2 separate regions of the Homo sapiens genome follow, and region 2 is linked to region 1. The links are chromatin loops, found by intact Hi-C in ENCODE. Cell type or tissue: body of pancreas. All regions are shown on one strand. Links, peaks and the distances in the headings refer to the core of each region. The heading gives the core; the rest is flanking DNA.

Region 1 (2,910 bases), core at 110-2,609:
CTCCTGAGGATTCTCTGCTTGAATTTTTCAGAGCAAGGGCGACCCCTGTCTTAGGAGAGGTAGGAGAGTGCCTCATGGACAGCATCTGGTTGTTCCTTCTCCCTGGCAAGGGGCCTGCCTCTCTTTTTCATACCTGAGATGACCGACAGCAGTAACATCTGACTTTGTCTTTTCCTTTCTTATTTGGGGCATCGCAGGCTACCTATATTTGCTGAAGGAAATCTTACACAAAGCTGCGATAATTCTAGCACAGAGCAAGAAATAGAGCCTAAGGAACAAACCACCCATTTTCTCTCCACTCGGTAAAAAATTATCTCTGGGAAATGAAATAGCCCAAGTCTGGCAGTTCCATGTTCTTCTTCTTTTTGTGTTTTAGAGACAGCCTTGCTTACTCACCCAGGCTGGAGTGCAGTGGCACAATCATGGCTCACTGTAGCCTCGAATTCCTGGGCTCAAGAGATCTTTCTACCTCAGCCTCCAGAGTATCTAGGACCAGAGGTGCACACTACCACGCCTGACTGATTTTTAATTTTATGTAGAGACTGGGTCTCTTTATGTTTCTCAGGCTGGTCTCAAATTCCTGGCCTCAAGAAATCCTTCCACCCCAGCCTCTCAAAGTGCTGAGATTACAGGCATGAACCACTGCCCCTGGTCCATGTTCTTCTTATATTGCTTTTCTAAAGTACTTCTTTTTGCAGATAGAGAAAGGCTTGTTAACTGGCCTCATGACTCAGCCTGCCAGGCACAATTGTCCATCGGCCCCAGCACAGTTGTATTTTTGTGTTTGTTTTGTTCTTTCCATAAATGATATACAGTATGTATCCTACGATTTGCTTTTCGTGCTTTTAATCCAGTTATATGTCTTGGAGATCATTTCATTTTATACTTCTAGAACTACTCGTTTCGTTAAATAGAGAATGGATGTGCAGAGGCTTTTTAGCCATTCTCCTGGTTCCCGAATACTTAGGTTGTTCCCAACAATGCACTATCGTAAGTGGTGTTGCATAAACATCTCATACTTCGCTGTGCATGTGGGAGTGTCTCTCTAGAATAAGTGCGGGGCATCGGAATCGCTGAGTCACAGGGTGTGCACATTTTTCACTTTAACAGATGCTGGCGAGTTGCCCTCCAGAGTGGCCCTACCAATTCACACTCCCACCAGCAGTGGAATGATAGCACATATTTCCTCACGTCCTGCCAGGCTTTCGTATTAGCAAACTGTTTTTGAGCATCTCATTGGAGGAAAGTGCTGTCTCATTGTTTCAGTGTGCACTCTTCCCATTCCCGGGGAGGCTGAGCGTCTTTCCATGATCGCGCTGTTTGTGTTTCCTCTTTTGTGACCAAGGCCTTTTTACCCTTATGTCACCACCAGTGTTCTGAAGTCCACCCTTGGCTCTCCCCCACAGCAATCTTGTCCTCCAGACCCAACCTGCATTGCCTCTGCCAATCACAGGGGTGCCAAACATGGTATACACTTGCCATCTGCCCTGGGGGCTGAAAAAAGCCTCGTGGTGACAGGGGAGATCTCTGCTGTCCCTCCCTTACTAATGTCAGGGGACTTCAGACCTCCACAGAGGGTGTGTCCTTTACCTCACTTGTCACACGGCAGCTGGGACTTGCGTGACCCCTAAACTCCTTCTGCTTCAGCATTTGATGACCCCCCAAACTGCACTGACCTCCAGCCCAAACTGAAGGGATCCCTGGTGCCTGTTGACTTTTACTGAGATGAAATGAATCATTTTAATAATTTAAAAATGTACAATTCAGTGGCTAGACTTTTACTGAGATAAAATGAATCATTTTCATCATTTAAAAATGTGCAATTCAGTGCTTTTACTATATTCACAAAGATGTGCAAATATCACAGATACATTTCTATTTTTGAAAAAGTTATAACTACCCTAGTTGGTGTGAAGTGGTATCTTATTGTGGTTTTGATTTGTATTTCACTAAGACTAATGATGTTGAGAATCTTCTTATGTGCTCATCGCCATTTGTATATTTTCTTTGGAGAAATGTCTGTTCAAGTCCTTTGCCCGTGTTTAAATTAAATTATTTGTGTCTTTTGTTGCTGAGTTGCAAGAGTTTTTTTTTTTTTCTTTTTGATATTATGAATTCTAGACCTTACTAGATAAGTGATTTGAAAATATTTTCTCTGGCCCGGGGCGGGGGCTCACACCTGTAATTCCAGCACTTTGGGAGGCCGAGGCGGGCAGATCACGAGGTCAGGAGATCGAGACCATCCTGGCTAACACAGTGAAACCCCGTCTCTACTAAAAATTAAAAAAAAAAAAAAAAAAAATTTAGCCAGGCGTTGTGGCGGGCGCCTGTAGTCCCAGCTACTCGGGAGGCTGAGGCAGGAGCATGGTGTGGAACCCGGGAGGCAGAGTTTGCAGTGAGCCGAGATCGCACAACTGAACTCCAGCCTGGGCGATAGAGCGAGACTCCGTCTCAGAAAAAAAAAAAAAAAAATTTATCCCATACTGTGGGTTGTCTTTTTACCTTCTTAATAGTGCCCTTTGATGCATAAAAATTTCACATTTTGGGCCGGGCATGGTGGCTCATGCCTGTAATCCCAGCACTTTGGGAGGCCAAGGCGGGCGGATCACGAAGTCAGGAGATGGAGACCAGCCTGGCCAATATGCTGAAACCCCGTCTCTTAAAAATACAAAAAATTAGCCGGGCGTGGTGGCGGGCGCCTGTAGTCCCAGCTACTCGGGAGGCTGAGGCAGGAGAATGGCGTGAACCCAGGAGGCGGAGCTTGCAGTGAGCAGAGATCACGCCACTGCACTCCAGCCTGGGAGACAGAGCGAGACTCCGTCTCAAAAAAAAAAAAAAAAGTTTCACATTTTGATGAAGTCCAGTTTATCTACTGTTTCTTTTGTTGCCTGTGCTTTTGGCATCATATTT
Region 2 (2,910 bases), core at 322-2,821, 110 kb before region 1:
AATGGGCCCGGGGAGGGAGACCGGATTTCTTTGATTCTGAGCCCCGTGTTTTCCACGTGTGACATTTCTGAAATCAGGACAGGTCTCAGAATCAATGGCACCTCCAATATGGGAGTCTTCCTTTTAGTGTCTGAAAATGGCTTTTAGGTGAGAAAATAAAGTGATAAGGAGAGAATGGTAAGAGGATTGGGCCCCTTTCAGCAGTTAGCCAGGCTTGTATGCCACGGGTCACAGAGAGAGTTAATTCCCTTCGAGGTCTGGGTCTGCCAGGATGAGGAAAACCTGTCGCTAACCCTTACGGGAGCTCACAGTGCAGTGAGGGGACAGCCCAGGACCAGCGCAGTACAGGGGATGAGGGGTGAGCCGGGCCCCATAGGAACCTGTGTGGCCCTGGGAGCCTGTGGATCTGCTCCATCCCGCCCACACTGACTTTCCTCACCACTCTTATCAGTCTTAAAAGAACACAGCCTGCAGCAGTACCTTTGCATTCCTCCATAGGCAAAGATTTCCAGGAAAAGCAGAGGAAACAATGGTGTATTCGCTGCCTTCTGCCTTGGTCTGGTTTATTTTAAAATCTGAGCCTTCAGTAATGGCTGCCTGGGCCCCCGGCCCAGCCACTGCTCTTGGCGTGTTGGCCTCCTGGCGGGGGCAACAGAGGCGCTGTGAACGCCACCTGTTAACCCCGATGGCCCTGCCTGCCCCACCACAGCTGGAGTTGGCCACGGCCAAGAACGACATGAACCGGCACCTGCACGAGTACATGGAGATGTGCAGCATGAAGCGCGGCCTGGACGTGCAGATGGAGACCTGCCGCCGGCTCATCACCCAGTCTGGAGACCGGTAGGCGCCTCCCCTGGGCATGGGGCCTTCCAGGGGGACACAGCGGGGAGAAAGGTTGGAACACAGCCCCAGAGACCCTCAGGCAATGACTGGGTCACATCTTGCTGTGGGGCTGCCCTTTGGGAGTTACCTGGTGGGGCTGGCCCAGACCCACAGCTCTCTCCCTTGGCAGTTGGATGAGCTATGTCCATTCATGACGGGAGGGCTGAAACCTCCCAAGGCCACCAGCTCTGGTGGTTCCCCTGGTTAGAGGCAGTTTAAAAACTGGCAAGGAACAGAAGGGTTGTGGGGGCAGATTTTTATCTAAAGTCAGGGCCATGATTTGTGCATTTGACCCTGTGTAAGTTACACCGCAACAAGAAAGTGAATTTTTAAAAATCACAAAAATACTGCAGATAGACATAAAGCCAAGGCCCTAGAGTCAGGGTGCTGGAGGCTCAGCAGCTTCTCTCCTACTGTGACTTCAGCTATTTCTTTTTTTTTTTTTTTTGGCTCACTACAACCTCCGCCTCCCAGGTTCAAGTGATTATCTTGCCTCAGCCTCCAAGGCGCCCGCCACCACACCTGGCTAATTTTTGCATTTTTAGTAGAGATGGGGTTTCACCATGTTGGCCAGGCTTGCCTTGAACTCCTGACGTCGTGATCCACCCGCCTCTGCCTCCCAAAGTGCTGGAATTACAGGCGTGAGCCATCATGCCTGACCTCAGCCTCTGAGTTCCCAAGACACAGGCGGGGCCCATTTCCCTGTCAGGGTGGGTTTGGAGAGAGTTCAGTCCCTGCCGCTCCCTCGCCATCCCGCGGCCCCGCCCTCGCTTCCGGTACTTCTCACGGGCTGCCAGAGGGTGAGGCAGCAGGAGGAGGAGTGCCGTCCGTCTTCAGGATTCCTGCCTGCCCCAAGGTTGACAACTGGTGTTTTTTTCTAGAAAGTCTCCTGCTTTCACTGCGGTCCCGCTTAGCGACCCGCCGCCGCCGCCAAGCGAGGCTGAGGACTCCGATCGCGATGTCTCATCTGACAGCTCCATGAGATAGAGACCTGCCTCCCCCTTGCACCCGAGGCCCTCGCAGCAGGGAGCTCAGCGAGGCAGAGGGTGGGGCTGCACAGAGGGGAACATCAGCTGCAGCTCTGCACCAGGCCGGTCCCTGGGGACTGGGGCGCTCCTCCCTCAGGCTTTCTCCCTCAGTCTTGGCTTCTCCAGGGCTCTGGGGTGTCTGGAGCTAGGCTTGGCCCTACCATTCTGGGGCCATTTCCACCACAGTTGGGGCTCTCCTGCCTTCACGCGTGGGTGTCTGCTACTTCCCCATCTTTAAAATGCTGCCAGAGCGATTGCGGCCCCTCACCTTGTCCACGTATCAGGAATGTGAATGTGGGACCTTTCCTCCATCCCTGTTGTCCGGAGCCAGCTCACTGTCTTCCACACTGGTGCTAACTGGCCCAGGCACTGGAGTGGAATAGAATGCAGCTGGAGGCTACGCATGGCCTCTGCAGCACACGCAGCTGGAGAGGGCTTCTGTCCCTGTCAGCGGCAGAGGGCGTTGGGGCTGGCCGGGGCACCTTGTCCCTGCTATGGTCCACGTGCTCACGCTGTCCACCTGCCAGGTGGAGTGTATGTGGCTGTGGCCCTCCCTCGTGGAGGTGCCGTGCTTTAAAGAGGCCTTAGTGCCCGGGATGGGCACAGTGTTTTGAAGGGAGGTGGGAGCTCTTGCTCTCCTGGTCACTGCAGAATGACAGAGAAGGTGAAGCTCCATGCATGTGTGCGCGGGTGTATGTGCGCTCAGGGTCTCTGTTTAAGTATCAGCTAAAGATGTGCTTCCTCCGTGTCTGTCATACACTGAGACCAACAGGCTACAGTGTCCCTGATTCTTGGAAAAGCCTGGAGAAGCTGGGGAGATGCGGTTCACAATGCCTCGGTATAGGAGGCTGTGTTGAGCTGACATTCAAATGGATTCTTTAATAATAATGAAACTGGCGAGTATTTATTGTGCACTTTGGTGTCACTGTCTCAAGCACTTCCTAATATTCACTAGTTTGAACTCTGAGGTAGGTACTTTTTTTTTTTTTGAGATGGAGTC

Evidence for each region. Hi-C counts contacts between places; a loop is a spot of excess contacts. Peaks named below come from ENCODE experiments on the same cell type or tissue, not always from the same donor. Only the 100,000 strongest peaks of a DNase experiment are listed, where the experiment ranks them.
Region 2: it touches region 1 in a loop (2.9-fold over the local background); 92 of 110 quality-filtered maps call a loop at or near these places.

What each region holds. Positions count from the first base shown.
Region 1 is chr12:6,428,914-6,431,823 of GRCh38, reverse strand. No RefSeq gene overlaps it. Among named protein-coding and RNA genes, the nearest start is that of CD27, 15 kb to the left of the region's middle. In body of pancreas, for the core only: no CTCF peak of the experiment used is centred there; a DNase peak (open chromatin) is centred at 1,103; H3K27ac peaks cover 563 bases.
Region 2 is chr12:6,539,442-6,542,351 of GRCh38, reverse strand. It overlaps IFFO1 (intermediate filament family orphan 1), which reads left to right. Exons shown (of 10, transcript NM_001193457.2): 9 at 710-840; 10 at 1,764-2,813. The coding sequence ends at 1,869. Among named protein-coding and RNA genes, the nearest start is that of GAPDH, 6.4 kb to the right of the region's middle. RefSeq lists enhancers at 1,473-1,612, 1,643-1,792, 2,573-2,782. In body of pancreas, for the core only: no CTCF peak of the experiment used is centred there; a DNase peak (open chromatin) is centred at 1,621.